Linked DNA regions of Homo sapiens: region 2 is linked to region 1. A link is a loop called in an ENCODE intact Hi-C map of the cell type or tissue named here. Cell type or tissue: transverse colon. All regions are shown on one strand. Each heading gives the region's core, and the rest is flanking DNA. Links, peaks and the distances in the headings are about the cores only. Region 1 overlaps CYB5D1 (cytochrome b5 domain containing 1). Region 2 overlaps KCNAB3 (potassium voltage-gated channel subfamily A regulatory beta subunit 3).

The links. Hi-C counts contacts between places; a loop is a spot of excess contacts. Peaks named below come from ENCODE experiments on the same cell type or tissue, not always from the same donor. Only the 100,000 strongest peaks of a DNase experiment are listed, where the experiment ranks them.
Region 2: a loop joins it to region 1, with 2.4 times the contacts of the local background. A loop is called at or near these places in 31 of 110 quality-filtered maps.

Annotation. Positions count from the first base shown.
Region 1 is chr17:7,858,429-7,866,428 of GRCh38, forward strand. CYB5D1 (cytochrome b5 domain containing 1) reads left to right here. Exons shown (of 4, transcript NM_144607.6): 2 at 1-51; 3 at 178-396; 4 at 954-3,854. The coding sequence ends at 1,184. It also overlaps a transcript of NAA38 not described here. Among named protein-coding and RNA genes, the nearest start is that of CYB5D1, 4.4 kb to the left of the region's middle. RefSeq lists an enhancer at 1-552. In transverse colon, for the core only: CTCF peaks have their summits at 196, 4,403 (motif pointing right) and 4,609; DNase peaks (open chromatin) are centred at 213 and 4,423; H3K4me3 peaks cover 674 bases; H3K27ac peaks cover 687 bases.
Region 2 is chr17:7,912,548-7,928,775 of GRCh38, forward strand. KCNAB3 (potassium voltage-gated channel subfamily A regulatory beta subunit 3) reads right to left here. Exons shown (of 14, transcript NM_004732.4): 2 at 15,236-15,279; 3 at 15,110-15,147; 4 at 14,797-14,876; 5 at 13,512-13,556; 6 at 13,384-13,428; 7 at 13,136-13,179; 8 at 12,550-12,636; 9 at 11,868-11,953; 10 at 11,598-11,718; 11 at 11,421-11,515; 12 at 11,164-11,284; 13 at 10,909-10,997; 14 at 9,312-10,632. The coding sequence ends at 10,555. CHD3 (chromodomain helicase DNA binding protein 3) reads left to right here. Exons shown (of 40, transcript NM_001005273.3): 40 at 1-208. RNF227 (ring finger protein 227) reads right to left here and starts at 3,742. Exons shown (of 2, transcript NM_001358699.2): 1 at 3,132-3,742; 2 at 792-3,030. The coding sequence starts at 3,648. The coding sequence ends at 2,975. RefSeq lists an enhancer at 2,460-3,393 and a silencer at 3,372-3,681. In transverse colon, for the core only: no CTCF peak of the experiment used is centred there; a DNase peak (open chromatin) is centred at 10,434; H3K4me3 peaks cover 1,009 bases; H3K27ac peaks cover 1,062 bases.

The sequences.
Region 1 (8,000 bases), core at 1-8,000:
GAAGTTGCAGGCCAGGATATCAGCCACTGGTTTGATCCAAAGACCAGAGACGTGAGTTATGCTGGAACCTGGGATTGTGGGTAGAGGAAATGGAGAGCGGGGATGGGAAGGAAAGGCGGAGGCTAGCCAGAGCCTAATGGCTGCTCTGACACCCTCGCCCCAAACCCTCCTTTAAAGATCCGCAAGCACATAGATCCGCTGACCGGCTGCCTGAGGTACTGCACCCCGCGGGGCCGCTTTGTGCACGTTCCGCCTCAGCTGCCCTGTTCGGACTGGGCCAACGATTTTGGGAAGCCCTGGTGGCAGGGGTCGTATTATGAGGTGGGGCGGCTGTCTGCCAAGACCCGGAGCATCCGCATCATTAACACGCTCACGTCGCAGGAGCACACACTGGAGGTGAGAACTGGTGACAAGGAGCAGGTTAGAAGGAATGGGGAATCCCAGCAAATCTCCAGGCCGATCTTCAGGGCAACATTTTTTCCATAACCGGTGGGAGTGTATTTTCTGTCCTTTACATTGAGGCAACTGAGGAAAGCACAGCACCTAGGTCCCCAGGGTTGGGAATTCTAGGAGTGTCTGGGTCACAGGGGGACAAGAGACTCCTTTATAAGCCTGGGAACAGCAGTTCATGTATCTTAGTGATGGTGGTCCTTCGAAGCTCTTACACGCCGTTTTGGACAGCAATTGGACTTTCTTTTTAATCTACTCTGTTGCATGGATATAGTGAGGGGACAGTTGACCCTTTATGGCCATCCGGTAGTTAGAAGTGGCTGCCATTAAGATCTGTAGGACTTTAGGGTCTGCTCATTGCATGCTGGAGTTTCAGCTTTTTTTTCCCGGGGCCGTAGAGTACCTGAAGCTGCTATCTGCCAAGGGAGGCACTTTGATCCCAGCGTGTGTATATGTATACTCCATCCAGAATTCTGGGGGTGGGGTGCTTCTGTGTTCTCCAGGTGGGGGTTCTGGAGTCCATATGGGAAATCCTACACCGCTATCTCCCCTATAACTCACATGCTGCCAGCTACACGTGGAAATATGAAGGGAAGAACCTGAACATGGATTTTACCCTGGAAGAGAATGGGATCCGGGATGAGGAGGAAGAATTTGACTATCTCAGTATGGACGGTACACTTCACACACCTGCAATACTTCTGTACTTCAATGATGATCTCACGGAGTTGTAGGCAAGGAGATGTACACTCGTGTAGACTCAAGACGTATTTCGAGTTTGGCTTTTTCTGTGCCTTGAGGAAAAGTGGTGGGGCCGAGGGGTGCCTGGACCCAGATCTCCACTCCTCTCCAGGAGCTAGCCTGTGCCCTTCTGAAGTGTAAAGGCCCTATTCCCTGCCTTCATTACAGTTTGCTCTGAGAAAATTAGTGAATTAATCTTTGGGAATGATACAAGAAGATCAAGTACCTTGGTTTAGGGAGATGTAGAAGAGGATAGTCAGAGTTCAGGCAGAACTGTTTGATAGTTAAGAGAGAGTAGTTCTACAGGGGTGAGGGATGGAAGGACTTTTTTGGCAATGATGGAAATGAGATGTCTGCAGGAAGATGGGATTTACAAAGAAATAGGAAATGTTTATCATTGACCATACAAAGCTGGCTTATCTTACTTGTAGAAGAGTGTTTGGCAGCTGAAACCCAAGGGAAAGAAAGGAAGTGCGTCATTATAGGCAATTCAGGCTAGATATTATACTAGGTACTTCATATACCCTCTTTTTTTTTTTTGCCCCCAACAAAGAGAAGGGGTCTTGCTCTGTCACCCAGTCTGGAGTGCAGTGGCAAAATCATGGCTCACTGCAGCCTGGAGCTCCTGGGCACAAGTGATCCTCCCATCTCTGCCTTGAGTAGCTGGGACTTCAGGTGCACGCCACAATGCCTAATTTTTTAATTTTTTGTAGACACAGGGTCTCGCTGTGTTGCCCAGGCTGGTTTCAACCTCCTGGCCTCAAGTGATCCTCTTGCCTCAGCCTCCCAAATAGCCTCTTCAAGACAACTACCCCATAAGGTGGATTACCATTACTATGTTACAGATAAGTCCTTCGAAACTTTGGAAAGTTTAATAGCTCAAAGCCACACTAGGTAGTAACCACTAGAGCCAGAATGCAAATTCAAGTCTGCCCAACTCCAAAGTCCATGTTCTCTCAATATAAAGGGACCATCTCAATGTCTAATCTCATGTTAACATTTGTAGCCACTGCTCTCAGCAAGTATTTGGGATGTGGCTTTGTCCTAGGATCCCTGCACAATAGGAAATTGTGGTCCTATTGTATAGTTTGCAGTTATTGTCTCTGGAAGGGAGTTTGCAGAGTTCTCCTGTGGCGAAGAGGAGGCAAGGAAGGCTAAGTGTCAGTTAAGCAATAGCTATTGGGGCTACTTCTTTGTTAATCCCATACCCCAGATTTCTCTCCTGACCTTTTGGGGCAAAGAGGTGGGTATTTACTAACTTGAAGGAAAACTAGAGTGGGGAAAAGGCCGGCAAATTAGTGACACTTTGGCGAGGGAGAAAAAGGAGGCAGTTTGCCACTTGGAGAAGATGAGGAAGACAGGGTTGCAAGACGGTGACTCCAAAAGAGGGAGCTCGACAGGGGTAATGTAAACAGAGATGCTAACTAAGTCAGAAAACTCTCCTGGTGACCAAAAGAGAACCACTATTGGGGGTAATGGCTAGATTTGGTCTCCTTTAACTTAAGGAGGGGAGATTTGAGAATGACAGACAGTTGAACTTCCTGGCAGCAGCAAGCAAAAAACAAATCAGGAAGAGTTTAGTGTGTCTTCTGGCAGGGGACACCAGGGCCCAGCACAGGAGAAGGTGGCCCCTGTGAGATACTGGTGGGCTATATAGGCATTTTCTGAGGGGCTTTGGGAGGCATGAACAAAGGTGGAAACATTGCTGTTGGCTTCGGCAGTATCTGAATTTACTGTGAGATGGAGGGTTTAAATCTAACCCCATGGAATGCAGGAGTCCATGAATTATCTAAATCGATCATTTTGATCTTTAATCAACTCTGCAATTATGTGTACCTTGTTTGCTCAATTAAACCCTGAACTATTTGAGAATGAAAGCTATGCTGTTCCTCTAGTGCAAGCCTCAGGGCCTGTCCTGTGCCTACAGGATGTCCCCATTCTGCCAAAACCTGTCCCTCTTCCAGAGACTCCTACTTCAATGTCTCTTGCTAGAAACACATCCCTTTCCTCACACATCCAGTCACTCATCAAGTGTAATCTGTCTCCTAAATATCTCTGGAACCTATCTTCTTTTCTCCAAGTTACCATCACCTCTTGTCTAAACTGCTACGGAAACTTCCTAACCTGTTCTCCCATTTCCACTTCTGACTTCCATGCTGCAATGAGAGTCAGCTATGAAAAACAAACCTAAACATCGAACTTTCCTTAGCTTCTTCAGTGGCTTCCAACTGCTTTTGGAATAAAGTCCTAAATTCAAAGATCTTGTATAAATCAGGCTCATCTCGCAACACCCCTCTTTGTTCTCTATGGCCTAGACACACTGGCTTTCAGTTCATTACATGTCTTGCCTCAGACCCTCACACACTGTCCTCTCTGCCTGCAACACTCTTCCTTTCACTTTCCACCTAGCTGATCCTAAATGTTCCTTCCTCAGGGAGGTCTTTTCTGATTTCTTGGTGGGTCAAGACTTTCTGATAAATCAGTTAGCACCATGCATTTTCCAGAGTTTTTATTACAATTGTAAAATTATGGCTGTAATAGGCTGGCTGCGCTGCTAGATTGTAAGCTCACGAGGGCAGAGATCTTGTTCACATCTTGCTCACTGCTATATTCTCATTGCTGAGCACACAGTTGCAGCTCAATAAATTTTGAATGAACTCCAATGTTAAGTGAACTCATCCGTCTATACCTAGTGGGGGGGATGTTGTGTCCTAGTAGGCAAGGAAGGACCAAGAAATAGGATGTCTGGTTCCTGTGCTATAGTCTCTATCCATAGGATTCACTTTCCTTGCTTCCCCAATATCCAAAACCAAAAGTTATTCCATAGAGGGTCTCTGGCCAGGTGCAGTGACTCACGCCTGTAATCCCAGAACTTTGGGAGGCCGAGGCATGGGGATCACCTGAGGTCAGGAGTTCAAGACCAGCCTGGCCAACCTGGCAAAAGCCTGTTTCTACTAAAAATCCAAAAAATTAGCCGGGCGTGGTGGCACACACCTATAATCCCAGCTACTTGGGAGGCTGAGGCAGGAGAATCGCTTGAACCCGGGAGATGGAGGTTGCATTGAGCTGAGATAGTGCCATTGCACTCCAGCCTGGGCAACAAGAACGAAACTCCATCTAAAAAAAAAAAAAAAAAAGTTAAAAAAAAAAAAGAGGGTCTCACCAGATTTTTGGGGGCCAATCCATCTGTCATTTCCCCATATGGCCACCAGGTGGCTGTAATTACCTATAGAGTCAGGGAGACAAGCCTGGAGGGAAAACCCTTCCAAAGTTAGGATGGGAAGGTGGCCTTTGGAGATTTATAAGGGGGAGGGAAGGACAAGAAAACAAGGAAAAACCACATGGCCACCGTTCTATTAGCATTAGGTTTATGCCTGCTTTTTTTTCTCTCACAAGCACATGGCAGGAAAGGAGTGCAGTTAGGAATTCATGGGCTAGAACAAAAAGGAGGTCCTGATTACAGGTATGGGAGTGTATGGGGCAAAGTATGGAGCTGACAAAGGGATAAAGACATCACAAATTTTTAAAATAATAGAATGCATTCACTTATTAATACTTAAAAAAAATCTTTCCAGTAGGCACTGCTTTGTTCTCTAAATAGCCAAGTGGATATTTGCATGAGGAGTATGTAAATAATGCTTTAGCCTAAAACCCAGAAAGCAAACAGAACATGAGTGTAGGGTCCAAGTCCTCTTGTGGTAATCTCTTTTGTGTTAGAGGGTGGTGGGTGAAGGATGGAATGCTGAAGGGAAGGCTGCCGTCCTCAGTGAATCACAGCAGCTTCAAAGGACTCAACTGGCAAGATTTCCCACAGGTGAGGTCCCTACATGCCCACATTACTGGGGGTCATAAAGAGGCATATGTTCCTTGTAGGAAGCTTGCCTGCTCACTGGGATAAAGCATGCACACATGAAAAGATAAATGAACATAGTACATGATAAAGGCTTAAGTTATGGTATAGAAAAGTTTCTACCCTTACAGCAAGTCACAGGTGGATTACTAACCTGGCCATCCTGAAACTGTTTCTAAATACTCTGTGTGTGTGTGTCTGTGGATGTGTATTATTTTTGGAAAATGGTGCTATAATTTCCATCAGATTCTCCAAATAGCCCAACCCCCTACTCCTACTCCTGAAATAGCACGCACACACACACATACACAACAATACTTTAAACAGCCTCAAAAGTAAAATATCAAAAGTTATAATACAATGTGGTCCCAATATTCTGGCATCTGTCTCAATGGTCTGCCTCAGCCTGTGGCAGAACCATGGCAACCCATGGCAGAAATTCCTAAAGCTCTAACCTTTGGGGCTAAATTTATGACGAGTCTCAAGTGTTTTACTACTGTACCAAATGTTAATCTGGCTGTACCTTGGAGCTGAGTAAAGGGATCCATCATTTGGTCTTGATACTATAACATCCAATCATACATCACGATAAGGTTAATGCATCCAGCACCACAGCTAAGTTTAGGGAGGCCACATGGATGGGCTGCTGTTGGGAGAACAGCCACTTGATCATGGGTCAGTAGAGTACACGGTTTGGCTGTAAGAATGCACACAGAATTAGAAACCTGACTGATCTTTATCCTGGAAGCCAAAGATTAAGGATTCAAAAATACAAATGGATATGCACCCCAAGTACTAGGTATTCTAGGCACACCGGAAGCACTAAAAAGAAAAACCCAAAAAGCTGGTGAATGAATAAGTGAAGTGAATCCATCAAAGTGGGAATGGGAGTAAAGGCTTAAGTGCAGTGGTGTGATCATAGCTCACTGTAACCTCAAACTCCCGAGCTCAGACAATGCTCCTGCCTCAGAGTAGCACCACCATACCTGGCTAATTCTTTATTTTTTTGTAGAGACAGGGTCTTCCTATGTTGCCCAAGCCGGTCTCAAACTCCTCGCCTCAAGCAATCCTCCTGCCTAGGCCTCCCAAAGTGTTGGGATTATAAGTATGAGTCACCGTGCCTGGCCAATATTTTAAATAATTGTGTGCCTGGACTGGGTGTGGCAGCTCACGCCTGTAATCCCAGCACTTTGGGAGGCAGAAGGATCACTTGAGGCCAGGAGTTCAAGATAAGCCTGGCCAACACAGTGAAACCCTGTCTTTACTAAAAATACAAAAATTAGCCAGGTGTGGTGGCAAGTGCCTATAATCTCAGCTACTCGGGAGGCTGAGGCAAAATGGCTTCAAACCAGGAGGCGGAGGCTGCAGTGAGCCAAGATCACGCCACTGCACTCCAGCCTGGGCAACAGAGTGAGACTCCATCTCAAAAAAAAAAAAAAAAATTATGTGCATGAAGCAAAGTTTGTGTTAGGTACTTGTGTGTAGAATTTTCTACTTGTGGTATCATGTAGGCATGTAAAAGTTTCCGATTTAGGAGCATTTTGGGTGTTTGATTAGGGATGCTCAACCTGTACATACACATACCTATATATAAACATATTATGAATAGAGTGAAAGTACTATAAAGACACACAGAATCACGAGAGCGATGGCTGAATGATCAGAGGCATGTCTGAGGAGATGCTCACATGACTCATCTGTATTACCTGTAGAGCTGCATTTACCAACATTAATCCTCCCAACAAACTTAAGGCATAGGTACGATTTTTATTTATACTGAAAAACAACACTGAAGCAGAGAGAGATTAAGTAACTTGCCAAAAGTCATACAACTAATGAGTACCAAGGTAGTCATAGCCCATCCAACTAACATACCGCCTCCCTGCATGTCAAACATAGGATGCTATTCTAGTTACCTACCACTGCTGTATTTTGCCAATGAATCTGCAATATGGGTAGGGCTCAGCAGGGACAGCTCACTTCTACTCCCAAAGGGGTGGACTGTGGGGAGCTGGAGGATCCACTTTCAAGATGGCTGTCTCACATAGCTCTCAATGCTATCAGTTTTTCTCCACATGGGCCTCTACACAGGGCAGTTTGGGCTTCCTCACAGCATCCCAAGAGAACCAAGAGGAAGCTGAATCATATGACCTAGCCTCAATTCCAAGGGAAGGGAACTAGCTCCCACCTCTCACCGGGAAGAGTCTCGGAATTACACTGTAAGAAGAACATGTGGGATGTGAGACATAATTGTGGGCATATTTAGAAAATACAATCCACCAGAGATGCACTGGAGGTAAAAGGGGGGTATCCAGCCCAGTCTAGGGTGGAGTGGAGGGGTGGTCTTTGAAGGGTTGTGTGTAGGGGAGACAGGGCATTGATACTTGAGCCTTTCTTGAAAGCCTAGGTTGGAATCTTGGCCCTATCATTTATTCAATTCATTAAAATGATACTGAGCATCTGTCAGGCACAGTCCTGGAAACTGTGAATACAAAAATTAATGACACAGTTCCTGCCCTCTAGGAGCTTACAGTTTAATGGGAGACTCACGGAAGTTTGTGATTCTCTTAATTTGTCATCCTGCTTCCTTATTTACACAGTAGCCATGGGGAACTTTTTTTTTTTTTTTTTTTTTGAGACGGAGTCTCGCTCTGTTGCCCAGGCTGGAGTGCAGCGGCACGATCTCGGCTCACTGCAAGCTCCGCCTCCCGGGTTCACGCCATTCTCCTGCCTCAGCCTCCCGAGTAGCTGGGACTACAGATGCCCGCCACCAAGCCCGGCTAATTTTTTTTTTTTTTTTTTTTTTTTTTTGGTATTTTTAGTAGAGACGGGGTTTTACCGTGTTAGCCAGGATGGTCTTGATCTCCTGACCTCGTGATCCGCCCGCCTCGGCCTCCCAGAGTGCTGGAATTACAGGTGTGAGCCATTGCGCCCGGCCGCCACGGGGAACTTTTAAAGT
Region 2 (16,228 bases), core at 7,365-15,364, 61 kb after region 1:
GCTAGGGAAATGTGGGCACATCCCCCCTCCCAGGAGGGGCCGGGGAGAGTGGCAGTTTGCATGGCGAACCCCCCACTTCCTCTTTGCTGCCCCTTCACTTTCTTGCTGCCCCTTTCCCAGTCTCTCTTCACACCCACTCCTGGTCTGTCCTGATCCCCTCTTCTGTATCAGGTTTATTGGTTGTACATATAAATTATACTTTCCTTTCTGTGTGCTCTGTTATTTTTTATGGGGGGGGGGAGTTTTTGGGGGGAGGGATAAGAAAGGTTGTTGCTTTCTGCCTTTTCTTTTTAAAAAAATCCTACAACTTTTTCCTTTTCCTCATTTTTATCTCTTAGATTATTCACTAAAACTGAGGTTCTTCCAGCCCCAGCTATGTCATGGCCTCTGTAGAGAAGGAGGGTGAGCAGCAGATACCTACGTAGCCTCAGGTTGACTTCAGAGAGAGTGGGACTTACTGGACAGAAATGTAGTGGGAGGAGCGCCTATCAAGATTCAAAACTGCCTTCCAGCCATCCTTTTGATCATCCTTTCCACCTTCAAGTTGCTTAGTTCCCCTAAGAGTCAGTAGAGGTCACTACAGCTCCACAGGTTCAGCTCCAGTATGAAGCAAAGGCACACTTTTTTTTTTTTTTTTTTTAAGGCGTTGAGGGTCAGATCTGTCTAGCTTACCAAAGATTTGAACTGCTAGGCACTTCCTTGATGTTTATTGTTCACTAAACAGAGCCTCTGAGAGATTGAGAGAGGCCAGACACTTAGTTCACAAGGCTATTATATTAAAAAATAAGAGATAAAGCCAACAAATATTTATTGAGTACATACTATACAGTAACACTGCTGTTGGCCCTGGAGATAAAACAGTCACAGGTCAGCCCTTGCTCCCATAGGGCTTACACTCCAGTGGGGACACCCACAAAGCATGAAAATAAAAGCAGTAAAAATAAAACAGGGCATTATGTTACAGAGGGGTGGGGGAAAAGGCTCTACTATGTTGAAGGCAGAAAAAGGCCTCCCAAAAGAGGGAGCATTTAAGCTGAGATGTAAGGACAGGAAAATGCCAAAATAGGGTTACAAAAATTGAGGTTTATACCCCCATAAGTGTATAATTATGATTTGTCAATCAAAAATATTTATATTTTAAAAAGATTGGAGGCCTCTAAAAAATTGAGGTTAATAATAAGTTCACATTTTTAACTAAGAGAAAAATGTTACATAGTAGGTTAGGATTTCTTTAGCAATAGAATGTTACTTTAGAACTTTGGGGCCGGGCGTGGTGGCTCACGCCTGTAATCCTAGCACTTTGGGAGGCCGAGGCAGGCGGATCATGAGGTCAGGAGATCGAGACCATCCTGGCTAACACGGTGAAACCCCATCTCTACTAAAAATACAAAAAAATTAGCCAGGCGTGGTGGTGGGTGCCTGTAGCCCCAGCTACTTGGGAGGCTGAGGCAGGAGAATGGCGTGAACCCAGGAGGCAGAGCTTGCAGTGAGCCGAGATCACGCCACTGCACTCCAGTCTGGGCAACAGAGCAAGACTCCATCTCAAAAAAAAAAAAAAAGAACTTTGGATAAAATAATCTATCAGTCATACCTATTATGCTTTAAATATTCTACCTACAGATGGTGATATCCTAAAGAGTGTAGGATCTAGACCAATGGTACTTAAATTTTCACATGCACACACATCACCTGGGATTGTTAAAATGCCAGAGTCTGGCCCGGCGCGGTGGCTCACTCCTATAATCCCAGCACTTTGGGAGGCCAAGGTGGGCGCCATCACCTGAGGTCAGGAGTTTTGAGACCAGCCTGACAAACATGGCGAAACCCCATCTCTACTAAAAATACAAAAATTAGCCAGGTGTGGTGGCAGGCGCCTGTAATCCCAGCTACTCCGGAGGATGAGGCAGGAGAATCGCTTGAACCTGGGAGGCGGAGGCTGCAGTGAGCCGAGATCACGCCACTGCACTCCAGCCTGGGCGACACAGTGAGACTCTGGCTCAAAACAAAAACAAAAAAACAAAAAACCCTGCCAGAGTCTGATTCAGGAAGTCTGGAGTGGGATCCTAGAGTGAGACTGTGCACTTCCGTTGACAGTACACCAACACTGCTGGTCCTTGACTATGACTTTATGGTCATAAGATACAGGATTCTAAAATAGAATACATGGCATATATACAACAGGTGATGTCCCATTATGGGACACAAATTTTAAAGACACTTAAAATTGTATAAGTATCTTTTCAGTAGCGCTAGTGTGTTCCCGTGACTGTAAAGATAACACAGATAATAGCAAAAGTTTGAAATATGATGCCTTTCAAATGGCTCTCCCTTCCTACTTTGATAGGCTCTAATTAGGTGCCTCACATAAATGCCCTTTGGAATTTCTGATACCTGCCCTAGCAGGTTGAAGGGAGATTCTGAAATGAAGCAAGGCTCCTAATCATAGTCACAGGCAGGGAGCCATCTCAATTTCTGGAACACAGAACTGGGAGTGGGGAGACAGCAGGCATACCAGCACCCTTACATGCCAGAGAAGTGAGATTAACATGACGCGAAAATTAGCCTCTTCTCTCCCGTTCCATCTTAAAAAAAAAAAAAATTCAAACCATTGACAAAGAATTGCTAAAATGGGACCTGTTGCTCCCACACACCAGAGCCACCCTGGACAAAAGCCAACGTCCCAGCTAAGAAAACAGTCTGTCTTCTTCCCACGGTAACGTAGGCTTTGTTTATATCATCCCTTGGCCACTCCATCCTGAAAATGTAAGACTGGCACAGTCAGTAGATGGGGGCGAGTTCGTCTAGGAGCCTCCCCAACTCAGCATCAACACCTCCCAGGGCGTTCCCTCCTGCCTTCGGCTCATCTCTCTCATCACATGCCAATCCTGGGATCTGAGAGAGAGTAGTCTTGACATCAGCCCCCGCGAGGCTGCAGCTCCCACCTTCCTTCGGCTGTAGCTTCCGAGTTCCTCGGTTACAACGTGCAACGGGTCAGGTGGCCAATGTCCTTGATCTCCGCACAGTAGAGCACTGGGGGAAAGAAGAAGGGTTAGTGGCAGCAGGAGCATGCCAACGAACCTCGGTATTCCTCGGCGCTCTCTCCCCTGCATCCTCCCCGGGCAGCCCCTCACCGTTGCTAGGCAGCGGACGCCGCCAGCGCCGCGCAGGCCCCAGGACCCTGTCCCAGAGCCGCCGGAGCGCGCGCCACCCAGCACTCCTAGGCCCCGCCCCCTTCTCGCTCTCCCCTTCTTCCTCCGCCTCTCCGTCAGCGTCGCTGCTTTCCTTGGCCGGGTTCCCAGCCTCATCTCGTTCGCACTTGGCCCGCGCTTTTTCCTCCAATCGCGACCACAAGTCCGAGTCAAGAGCCATCTCCGTGAGGCCGCCGCGAGGGAGCTGCGAGGGCGCGCGGCAGAAGGGGCACGTGACCACGCGGCGCAGGCGCACCACGCGCGCGGCCGCCCCGCCGCCGTCCCCGCGCGCCGCCAGCTCGCGGAGGCAGGCGGTGCAGATCGTGTGGCCGCAGCGGGCGCGCGCCGTTCCGGGCAGGCGGCGGGGCGCGCGGCACCCGAGGTTGAAAGGACGGTAGCAGATGTTGCAGTCCAGCTCGCCCCGCTCCGGAAGAGAGGGTACCCTCACCAAGAGCTGCATCGTGCCCGCCGCGGACTCGAGGACGTCGCTAACGCGGCCAGCTCCGTGAACAGAACGAGCACACTCTCCTGGGGCCGGGTCGGGTCCTGGGGCCGGCGCCGCGGCCTCTTTCCCCTTTAAATAGGGGAATAAGTGAGGCCCCACCCTTCGGAGCGTCACGCCTTGATCGGGCCGCTCCCTGTGGCGGCACGTGTGGGGGCGGTGGAGGCTTGAGGCCGGGAATGACAGCAATGATGGAGTCGGGGAGGCGGCCCAGGCCATGCCAGGACCGGAGCCCTGGGGGCCAAAGCACCCATTCCTCCCTACTCCCGGGGGAGCGGGGTGGGGCTTTCCTTCTTCCCCCAACGCAACGCCAGCGCTCCTTAATTCTACCATGTACAAAGCCCCGGGTCTCTCTCTGCGCCTGAGCCCTCAGTCACTGGCACAAGTCTCTAAAGCCCCCTCCGCCTATTCAGTTGCTCGCAGTTAGTTTCACAATCCCACCCAGTTTCCAAACACGGCCCGTTCTGCCCAACCTTTAGTGGTCCCTGGGCCTTTGAATCGATTTTGCCCTCAATTCTCATTATAGATGACCTCTCTGTGTTGTTTGTAAGGCTGGCTTCCTAAACTTCATTCTCCCCAAACTGCTTAACTCTCAGCTGGTATCTCAGCCTAAGGAGGGACCTAGATGCCAGGACCATGGCTTTAGGAATGCTGGGAATCCTTTCCTTCCGGAGGCCTGGACACCCACACATCGTGATGGCCCCAGCAAAGCTCCCCAGCATAAGTTCTGACTCAGGGGTCTGACTTCTCCCACTGGTAAACAGGACATGGTACTCACAACCCACATTCCCCTCATGGTGCCACACCCACACACAGCTGCCTCCTCACCCTCCTCTCCTGGACCTGCAGCCCAGGTTCTGTTATGGAGGGTGATAACACAGTCTAGAGCCAGCTGGCTTGAGTTCAGATCCTAGCTTCCACCTCTTACTAGTTGTGACACTTTGAGCAAGTTACTTAATTTCTCTGGGCCTTGGTTTCCTAGTTTTAAAAATGTGGATAATAATAATGAGGACTGAATGAACTTATATGTGTAAGGTGCTTCAAATGGTGTCCAGTACACAGTAAAACACCAGGTAAGTACTATATTAGCTACTATTGTTATCCTGTGCCCCCAGCCTATACTGAATTCACATTAACTTCTGAGTACCCAACATTTTCTTTTTTTTCTTTTTTTTTTTTTTTTGAGACGGAGTCTTGCTGGGTTGCCCAGGCTGGAGTGCAGTGGCACCATCTCGGCTCACTGCAAGCTCCGCCTCCCGGGTTCATGCCATTCTCCTGCCTCAGCCTCCCGAGTAGCTGGGACTACAGGCGCCCACCACCACGCCCAGCTAATTTTTTGTATTTTTAGTAGAGACGGGGTTTCAATGTGTTAGCCAGGATGGTCTCGATCTCCTGACCTGGTGATCCGCCCGCCTCGGCCTCTCAAAGTGCTGGGATTACAGGCGTGAGCCACCGCGCCCGGCCAGTACCCAACATTTTCAACACCCATCCATCTTGACCAATATGTGCATGATGAGCTTCTCCACACCCATGGCATTTACCAGCTATCACAGGCAATGCAAAGCTGGTTTTTAAACCTAAATTGTTAAAACCTAGAGGGTAATCTCTTTTGAGGAGGTATACCATCATTTTTAAGCAAACATTTCAGAACTTTTGAATGGTATTGTCTGTGATCATGGGAGAAGCTGTCTACTTATTACAGTGATGCTGTCACAATTCAAAACTTTTTGGTCTTAAAAAAGGACTGGTAGGGCCAGGCATGGTGGCTCTTGCCTGTAATCCCAGCATTTTGGGAGGCCGAGGTGGGTGGATCACTTGAGGTCAGGAGTTCAAGACCAGCCTGGCCAAATGGTGAAACCCCATCTCTACTAAAAATACAAAAATTAGCCGGGGGTGGTGGCTCACACCTGTAGTCCCAGCTATTTGGGAGGCTGAGGCACGAGAATTGCTTGAACCTGGGAGGTGGAGGTTGCAGTGAGCCGAGATCACGCCACTGCACTCCAGACTGAGCAACAGAATGAGACTCGGTCTCAAAAAAAAAAAAAAAAGGGGGAACTGGTAGGTATCTATTGTTAATAAATACATGATGGGCCGAGTGTGGTGGCTTACGCCTGTAATCCCAGCACTTTGGGAGGCAGAGACGGGCAGATTGCCTAAGCTTAGGAGTTCACGACCAGCCTGGGCAACACAGGGAAACCCTGTCTCTACTAAAATACAAAAAATTAGCTGGGCGTGGCGGCGTGCACCTGTAGTCCCAGCTACTCAGGAGGCTGAGGTGGGAGAATTGCTTGAACCCAGGAGACAGAGATTGCAGTGAGCTGAGATCGTGCCAGTGTACTGCAGCCTGGGCGACAGGGTGAGACTCTATCTCAAAAAAAAAAAAAAAAGCTTTTAATGTGGTGGTAGATTAATGGTGGCCCCAAATTCCTTTGCAATGTGACTTTGCTGCATCTCACATCAAGAATTGGGGTCTCTTTCTCTATCCCTTGAATCTGGGCTGGTCTTGTAACTAGTTTTGACCAATAGATGTGGCAGAAGTGATGTGTGAGTTCTGGAACCTAGTCCTTCAGAGGCCTTGTAGCTTCTGCTTTTGTCCCCTTGGAACACTCCCTGAGACCACCATGTGAGGATGAGGCCACACGGAGGAGCGCCAGCCAACAACCAGACATGCTGGTGAGGCCATTTTGCATTTTCCTGCTTGGCTCACCTGCCATTTGAGTGCAGCCACGTGAGTGAGCCTAGGTGAAAACAGCAAAGGAACTCCCAGCAAGCCCATAGAATCGTGAAAAAGAACAGTTTTTAAAAGTTATTTCTACTGAGTGTGGTGGCTCACACCTGTAATCCTAGCACTATGGGAGGCCAAGATGGAAGGATAACTTGAGCTCGGGAATTTGAGATCAGCCTGGGAATCGTGGTGAGACCCCATCATTACAAAAAAAAAGAAAAAAGCCAGGCTCAGTGGTGCACATCGTCCCAGCTACTCAGTAGGCTGAGGTGGGAGGATCACTTGAGCCTCAGGACTTCGAAGCTGCACTGAGCCGTGATCATGTCAGTGCACTCCAGCCTGGGTGACAGAGCGAGACCCCCGCCTCTTAAAAATAAATAAAAAGTGGCTGGGCGCGGTGGCTCACGCCTGTAATCCCAGCACTTTGGGAGGCTGAGGCAGGCAGATCACAAGATCAGGAGATCAAGACCCTCCTGGACAACAAGGTGAAATCCCGTCTCTACTAAAAAAACAAAAATTAGCTGGGCGTGGTGGCACGTATCTGTAATCCCAGCTACTGGGGAGGCTGAGGCAGGAGAATCGCTTGAACTAGGGAGTCGGAGGTTGCAGTGAGCCAAGATCGCCACTGCACTCCAGTCTGGCGACAGAGCGAGACTCCATCTCTAAATAAATAAATAAATAAATAAATAAATAAATAGTGGCTGGGTGTGGTGGCTCACGCCTGTAATCCCAGCACTTTGGGAGGCCGAGGCAGGTGGATCACCAGGAGTTCAAGACCAGCCTGGCCAAGATGGTGAAACCCTGTCTCTACTAAAAATACAAAAAATTAGTTGAGCATGGTGGCACTCGCCTGTAGTCCCAGCTACTCAGGAGGGTGAGGCAGGAGAATCGCTTGAACCCGGGAGAGGGAGGTTGCAATGAGCTGAGATCATGCAACTGTACTCCAGCCTGAGTGACAGAGCGAGACTCCATCTCAAATAAAATAAAATAAAAATAAATAAAAAGTTATCTCAGGCCATTAACTTTGGTGGTGATTTGTTGTGTATCAATAGATAACGGATATAGAGGGTTTCCTACTGTTTTTTTTTCCCTGTATGATAAATATATTTTTTGAGACAGGAGCTTGCTCTGAGCATCAGGCTGGAGTGTAGTGGCATAATCTTGGCTCACTACAGCCTTGATCTCCCAGACTCAAGCCACCTACCTACCTCAGGCTCCGAGTAGCTGGGACTACACAGGTATGAGCTACCATGCTCAGCTAATTCTTGTATTTTTGTAGAGATGGGGTCTCCCCATGTTGTCCAGGCTGGTCTTGAACCCCTGGGCTCAAGTGATCCCACCTGCCTTGGCCTCCCAAAGTGCTTGGATTACAGGTGTGAGCCACTGCGCCCAGCCTAGATAAATATAACATTGTAATGTGCCCTGTAAGTCCCTGTGTGTTCTGAACTTACCCCTTCCTTCCTTCCTTCCTTCCAGACAGAGTCTTGCTCCGTCGCCCAGGCTGGAATGCAGTGGTGCAATCTCAGCTCATTGCAACCTCTGCCTCCTGGGCTCAAGTGATTCTCCTGCCTCAGCCTTCTGAGTAGCTGGGACTACAGGTGGGTGTCACCATGCCTGGCTAATTTTTATTTTTATTTTTATTTTTTATTTTTAGTAGAGATAGGTTTTCGCCATGTTGGCCAGGCTGGTCTCAAACTCCTGACCTCAAGTGATCCACCAGCCTCAGCCTCCCAAAGTACTGGGATTACAGGCGTGAGCCACCGCACCCAGCCATTACCCATGTCTCACTTTCTGTTCTGTTCCTCTCTAGACACTCTGGCTTTGGGTACTTTTGGCTTGTATGTTCTTTTCTGCCACAGGCCTTAGCATATGCTCTTAACCCTCTTGCTTAACCCTTATTAACACCTATTCATGCTTCAGCTCTCAGCGTAACCTCACCATGTCAAATAACCACTACAGACTCAGTAATACCATGTGCTTTCCTCTGGACTTTGGACAAGAAGTTTGTATTTATTTGGTGGTTCTGTGATTGTCTCTCTCCTCAGCAAGATATATGAAGGTTCTGAGTCTGGTTTTGTTCACCCTTGTATCCCTGTGCTATACCATAATAGGACTCAATAGACAAATACTTGCTAAATTAATGAATGAGGTGGGTGATAAATATGGCAAATGTCCATATACAAAGGAGGCGTGACAATAAAGGAAGGCTTTTTTTTTTGTTTTTTTTTTTTTAAATCAAGGCGTTTCCAAACTCTCTCTGAAGGTAATTCTAGGAGGAATGGTGTTTGTTTGTTTTTAATATTTTGAGCAATGGGACAGGTTCATTAAAATAAGTGTATAACCCTCTAAGATAACTATTTAAGGAGAATCCTATTTGGGATTGATAAATTCTCGTATGTTACAGAATAACTAATCATAGTTTAGTAATATATTTTACTTCTTTGTTTCCTCCACAGTCTTGCAAAATGAGTGGGAGATGATGGGGTGGATTTAAGTATTAATTAGTTGATGCAGTTGGCTGCTAATCCAGTAAATGGCATGCTGCTGACTTTTCTCTTTTGGAAATTGGTTTTACTTTGCTTGCCCAGCTTTTGGATCAAGGCGGGATGAGGACGGGTAGAAGGGAGATGGGCAGGTTGTATTTAAGGAAGGCAGAGCTCATCCTCCTCTACCTTGTGATCTTTAAGGTTGTAACTTTCCACCCAATTCTGTTCCAGTGAAATGATAACATCTTTCCTTCTCTCTGTATTCCCTCAACCTCAGACCATTCTTCACTTTACCTCTCCACCAAATCACAAAGCCTCAACCTCAGAACAGCATCTCCCCCTCAGCCACAGGTTCCTTGGCATATGTGTGGGTGTCCAGCGAGAGAGAAATGAGAAGTACAAGGAACAAGTATGGCTAATATTACTTTAAATACAAACAAATAAAGGCAGATAGCTAAGTCTTTCATAGAAAGAGGAGGAACAAAATTATGAAGCCAGATTTCTGGGTTCTAAGGAATGTGGTAGCTGAAGGAAGAAAACTGGGGCCTGGGGTATCTGGTGTCTTGGTCCTTGATGAGAACAGTGACTAGGAGCCCGATGCCTGGGTCACCAAGGTGAATGAGCAATGGAGAGAAAGCTAATGCTAGCAGATTTCTAATGTTAGGGGGCGAGAGGGCCAGACAAGTGAGACTGTGACCCTAACCTCCCAAGCCCCTGCAACTTTAGACACTGTGAGGATCAAGCTGAGGTTTATTTACAGTTACCTGGGAAGTCTTACAGAGAAGGGGCCATCATTATTGCTTTAGGTTTATTGCCAGGAGGAAGACTGCAGTTCCCCACTGCCAGGTAGGAGGCCCTGCTCAAGGCTCAAAAGTCTATACCCAGACGTTTTATTTATTTATTTTTTTTAAATCAAGGCGTCCCTGCCCGTGACGGAAAGGCTGTCACTAATTCCTGCCAAGAACAGCCCAACTGTTTTCCAAGGACCACCCCGGCCACTTTCACCAGACTGCAGCGTAGATGTGCTATTACATTTCCCTCTACCTTTGTCAGTGCTGTGCCACTGTAGACCCCACCCTGACCGCCCTCCTCCACCTCTGGGCTGGGAGGCAGGGTCCTGGTTTCCCAAAGATTATCATTTACTTCCTGCCAGGACCAGCCTGGCTTCCTTCGTACCGAATACGCTAAGAGCCCCATTTCCTATGTTCCAGATGACATCACAACTCACTCACTAGGTTATTACCCTTTGATGACATTTCAAGGGCCCCTTTTGAGGTACACTGTATGTTTCTTGTATGTGCTGGGTTTTTGTTTTTGTTTTCTTTTCTGGGCCTCGGGAATAAGGGGAGGAGAGTAGGGAGCGAGACGAAGTGGCAGAGAGCCGACGGCGAGTAGCTCATGCCCGGGATTTGCAAGAAGGGCCTAGAAAGACGCAGCAGGGGGCGGGCGTGCTACTTTCTCTCTCGACCCCACTGCAAAAGGATATGGCTTTGTTCATGCGTATCACTACTCGAAGCCGGGACTCGTTGGTGGGCGGGGCTAGTCTGGCTCCGGCCGCTGCGTGGAGGGATCCGGAGCGGGAGAGGCGGCTGCGAGGAGCGGGGCTCGGGCGGGTGCAGCGACACCGGGTTGGGTCCCTGCGCCCGCGACAGACTACTTCTTGGAATGCGGCTTGTTTCCCAGGAGCCCGTCTATTTCCATCACTGTCTGCGGGGTCAGCTGGCTCAGCACCTGGAGGAGAGTGGGACGGTGGCGACGGCAGCCCATGCTGGGTCACTGAGAAAGGGCATGGGGTTCCAGTAGCCGGGGAAGCACCACAGTGGGGTCAAGTGGCAAGGCAAGAGCCGCAGCTGTGCCGGTGCCTCGCTTTCCGGCCCTGGGACCTCTCACCTGCAAAGTGAGGACTTTGTAGTGGGTGACCTGATAGAGCCATCCTGGGTTGGATAGCGTGGCTTTGACTCCTGGGGAGGGGGACAGATAGGCTCTGCCTCTGAGTCCCCGGCTCACCTGTAGCGCGCCCAGGTGTTCTATCAACTGCTCCGCACTCGACACCCCCAGCAAGACAGAGCTGACACCCTCACTGCGGAGACACCACGCTGGGGCCAGAGGAGGAAAAAAAGAGGACTGATGGGGAACAGTGACCACATAGATTTCAGAAGTGTCTCTGAAGACAAGCGTCCTCCCTAGGGACAAACCAGTTTTAGGATGGGCTTGGGAGCATGTCAGGAGGAGACAGGGCCCCTGCAGGGTGCAATGTCTCACCAATAGCAAGCTGGGCCACGGTGCAGCCCAGCTGGTGAGCGACAGGAAGAAGGTCCATGACTTTGGCTTGTTGCTTCTTGCCATCTTCACTCTGCACTTTGTCCTTGAGCCACTGGTAGCCCTGGAGGCCAAGAAGAATCAACAGAAGACCCCGCCATCACCACCACCACCACCACACTCACAAAGCAGCCCCCCGTAACTCCCCCCAAAGCAGCCCATATAGCCCAGTCCTGCCATCGAGAGCCCCCAGATCTCACCTTGATGGAGGCCCTGCAAGTATCTGGGACTCGCCCATCATACTTGCTAGTAATGAGACCACAGGCTAGAGGGTACCAAGTGACTGATCCAACTCCTAAGGGAAGAACACTGGGTGTCAGGAAAAGGACCTAGCCATGGATGAGGCTAAGGTAAAGGCAGGGATGAGGGCTGCAAACCAATCTTGTGGTAGAGCTCTGGCAGCTGCATCTCCACCTTCTCCCTCTGAAACAGATGGTGCTCCGCTTGTTCACACACTGGAGGAATCAGATTGAACTGTCTGGCCATGGAGTAGGCCTCCTGGGTTGGGGTTGGGGAAAAGAAAGTGGTCAGAGCACTACTTCCGTTTTCTTCTCTGCCTTCTCCCCCAGTGCAGTGGGCTTTGGAGTAACCACGTGAAAAGTGGGAACCAGTTGTGGGACAGGGGCAAGGTGGGGTCACACACTCACCATGATTTCTGCAGCCCCCCATCGGGATGTCCCCCAGTATAGGGCCAGGCCCTGGTTGATGACATAGGTCATGGCTCGCACAATCTCTAGGTACACAGGAGAGGGAAAGCCTTACTGTCAGAGCCCTGGAATCTAAGACTCCAGATTTGCAGACCTCCACCTGCCCCACCAAGGCCCCAGGCAACTCTATGGAGTCATGAAAGTTAATATCTACTCTTTGCCTCTCTTCCTGTCCACATCCTGGAGTCTCAGCCTCCACTGTGGAGTTTTGGAGGCCTTCTGAGCAGGGGCTGGCTTCCTGCTGAGGGTTTGAGGAAGTGCTCAATTTTTGTATTTTAGATTTTTTGAGACAGGGTCTCACTCTGTCACTCAGGATGTAGTTCAGTGGTGCAATCATAGCTCACTGTGGCCTCAAACTCCTGGGCTTGAATGATCCTCCTGCCTCAGCCTCCTGAACAGCTGGGAGTACAAGGCACACACCACCACAGCCAGCTAATTTTAAAACATTTTTTGTAGAGACAGGGTCTTGCTATGTTGCCCAGACTGTTCTCGAACTCCAGGCCCCAAGTGATCCTCCTGCCTTGGCCTCCCAACGTCCTGGGATTACAGGAATGAGCCACCGCACCCAGCAAGGAAGTGCTCAGTTTTGAAGGACTGTAAGGTTTGGGGGTGCTGCTTTTACCCTCCATAGGACAGTTGGGGTCTGAGCGATTGGCAAAGACAATGTCCACGTATCCCAGCTGGAGGCGTTCCAGGGATCCTCGCAAGCCTGGAGGTGGGGTAGGGAGAAGAAAATAAGCACCTCAGCTTCAGTGTACTAAGAATGCAGGCCACCAGGCGTGGTGGCTCATGCCTGTAATCCCAGCACTTTGGGAGGCCGAGGTGGGCGGATCACCTGAGGTCAGGAGTTTGAGACCAGCCTGGCTAACGTGGTGAAACCCCATTTCTACTAAAAATACAAAAAATTAGCCAGGCGTGGTGGCGTGTGCCTGTAATCCCAGTTACTCGAGACGCTGAGGTAGGAGAATCCCTTGAACCCGGGAGGAGGAGGTTGCAGTGAGCCGAGATCGTGCCATTACACTCCAGCCTGGACAACAAGAGTGAAACTCCGTCTCAAAAAAAAAAAAAAAAAAAAAAGAATTCAGACCTTGCCCCCTTGCCATGGCCACCTAAATCCCTATTCAAAGCCTCCAGAAGTTCAGAGAATGTTCCCTACTCCTCTGGCTTCCATATCCCCTCACTTTGGGTTTCCAGCCCCTAACTCTCACCCTCAATGATGTGCTTTCGGCTTAAACCTCGCTCGGTTTCTGCCCTGTAGGAAAAGGTAAGTCAAAGATGAGATGTGACAAAGATAGGGGACCGGGGCTGGCTTGGAGCCATAAGGAAATGGGATTGCACGAGTCTTCACAGGCATGGTGCGGACCTGGTGCAGGATAGCTGTCCCCACCCCCACCCCATACACCTTCACACATTCTTTGTAGGCCTTCTCCACAATCGCAGTGGGGCAGCCACTTACTGTCCTCCCCAAAAAATCTTGGTAGTGATGACATAGCTTGATCTCCTGGAAGAATAGAAATGGGAGAACCAGTAAGAAAAGGATTTTTGGGTGATCACATCCCCAGCAACCCCCCAAAACAGTCTCACCTCCAACCTTTGCTCTTGAGGATGTTCCCTAGGGTTCTTTCAGCCCTAAAAGAAACATAAGGCAGAGCCACTGATCCCTTCTAGGCCAATCAATTCCTTCCTCTCCTCCCCACCTTTTCCTCTCTTGCAAAGTAGGATATAAACCAGGAGTCCATTTCAGCTCACAGCCCCATCCTGGACAAAATAAGAGGTCTGTTGGAAGGAACTAGGGGTGTAGTTGTATAGTTTTCATCACATATTCAACAAATATCTGTTGTGCATTAGCTGTGTACCAAGCCCTGCTGTGGGTGCCAAAAAGATAGAATAGGATGAGGGGAGAGGGGCCAACTATGGTGGAGCCAGGAAGGACACTGCCTTGTCTGGCTTCAACTATCTGGGTTGCCCTCCTCCTTCTTTGAGCCTCTGCAAAATCCCACCCGTCCTCCAAAGCTCAGCTCAAATTCTGCCTCATCCATAATGTGTTCTCTGAGTGCCACAATCTATGGTCCAGCCTTCTGGTCAGCTTCCACAGAATTGGCTACATAATTTAGCATAAAATTATGAGCTCACTTATGACAAGTCTTAAGTTGTCATGGTGGACTGTTACTGAAATGTTTTACCGTTGTTTAATCTTTCCTATTGCCCTTTTTTTTTCCTTTAACCACTTAGACTGTGTGCACTTTCGCAGACATGTTGATTCTTCCCAGAAGCAGCACCTGCTCTGTGCCAGGCTCTGTGTGGGTACTTGGGGAAGAGCAAGACAAGTTCCATGGAAGGAGGCCTCTGACTTGAGCAGCTAATATAGCTGCATAAACCACGAATTGCGTGTCAGAAGGCAGTCCACAGTGCTTTAGGAGCTCATGGTGGGGGAGGGGGTGACCAACTCTGGGGAGTTGGGCAAAGTTCTTGAAGGAGCGGACACTCGGGTCAAGTCTTGAAGATGAGCAGAAGTGTTTGCTAGATGGGGAAGAGGCAGGGTAGGTCATCCTAGGTTTTCCCTGCTCCTAGTGTGAAACGGCATGATGTGTTTGAAAATTCATCTTTGTAGTTGCACATAACTAATGCCTCAGATATATTTGTTGCCTTTATTTAATGTAGCTGCACAGTACGCCCATTGACTTCTAAGCCAGAGAGGGACTAATGTTGGGACTGTAGCTCCTACAGTGCTTTCGGGTCCCTCCGCCAAAAGGTTGGAACTTCACGTTCTCAGAAGTCCCAGGGTTCTTTAGAGGGAAAACGAGAAGATAATCCCTGGGGTCCTCTCAGCCTTCCAAATGGAGCTTAGCTCTTTCACCCCAGTCCTTACTTTCCTGCTGCGTACACTTCGGCGGTGTCAAACAGGTTTACACCATGCTCATAGGCTACAGTCAGCACATCCTCTGCTGTCTAGGGAGGTGAAAGAGGTAAAGATCAACTACTGCTCCTCAGTTACCTCCCTCACTGTACTCTAACCCATCACATCTCAGCCCTGGGTTCTCTAGTCTCTCCCCTCTCCCCATCCTCCAGCCTCAGATCCCTCATTCCCTGTGCTTGTTGTCCAAACCCCTATCCAGGTTCACTTCCCTTTTTTCAAGTTCCCTCACCCCCACCACCCTGATTCTAGGTCCGATAACTTATACCTCATCTGAGATCTGAGAACCAAATGTGACCCAGGTACCTGCAAGAGAGAAGCCAGGCACATGAGAACTGCAGGGGGCAGACCATGAAAGAATGCCCTCCTTTCCTTAATCCCTATTCTGACTCACCTAGGCCAAGACAGGATACCCGAAGACCAGACTTCCCTAGGTTCCTGCAAGATACAGAAGCAGCGGGAAGGGGTGGAGCCTCCATTATGGACTTAGATTATCAGCCCCCAGCTCCTCTCCTTCCAGACTGAGAAGCCCTCAGGTGTCTCAGTCCAAAGAAATTAGACCCAGTGGGCCTATAAGATTGGGCAAGTGCTATCTCCAGAGCAGAGGTCCTAGGAATTTTCTCAAAAGGACAAGTGAACCATATGTGACTGTTCCTCTGGAGCCACTGTCCAGAGTCTCCATTCCCTCTTATCACATTGAAGACGTGCAGTCTGGTTTGTCCTTCTTCTGGGGTCTTGTCTGTGTTTGAGTCATCTGTGGGTTGTGTGCAGTGAGGGGCTGGGAGGAATTTTGTTTGATTGTGGTGAGTTTGTGAGACCAGGCCCTCAGGCAGAGTGCTGTGCCAAATGGTAGATGGCAGGTTGGAAGAGGTAAACCAAGTCAAGTTCAGGCATTCAGACAGACAGGGGTCCCTGGCTAGGCTAGGCAGATGGGCCTGGAGGAAAGGCAGATTGAGGACCTGGGGGGAGGGGGGAGAGTAAGACAGAAAAGCCTAGTTCTCCCTCTCCACTCCCTCTGTTCCTATTGACTTGTGAAGACTGTCTCTGAACCAGTGAGCCCCCTCATCCTCCCAAAGCCCCCAACCCAGGTGTCAGCTCAGCTTTCCAATCAGGGCCACCATATAGAGGGGATCAGATTCCTCAGGTGACAAAGCAGGTCAGATCAGTGACCTCAGCTCACTCCCAAGCAGGAGCCCCTCCTCTACCCCCTACTTCAGGTTCTGAGCTTCTGGTCTGGCAGTCCTCTGAGATAAAGTCAGTTACATTTCAGTCTACCCAGACCCTGTCCCTCAGCATGGAGATGAAAAATGTGGTCCATCCTTCCCACCGGCCCCACTCCCCTTGCACCCAAGAAAGGTCGCAGAAGACCTAGCCTTTGGGGCAGGCA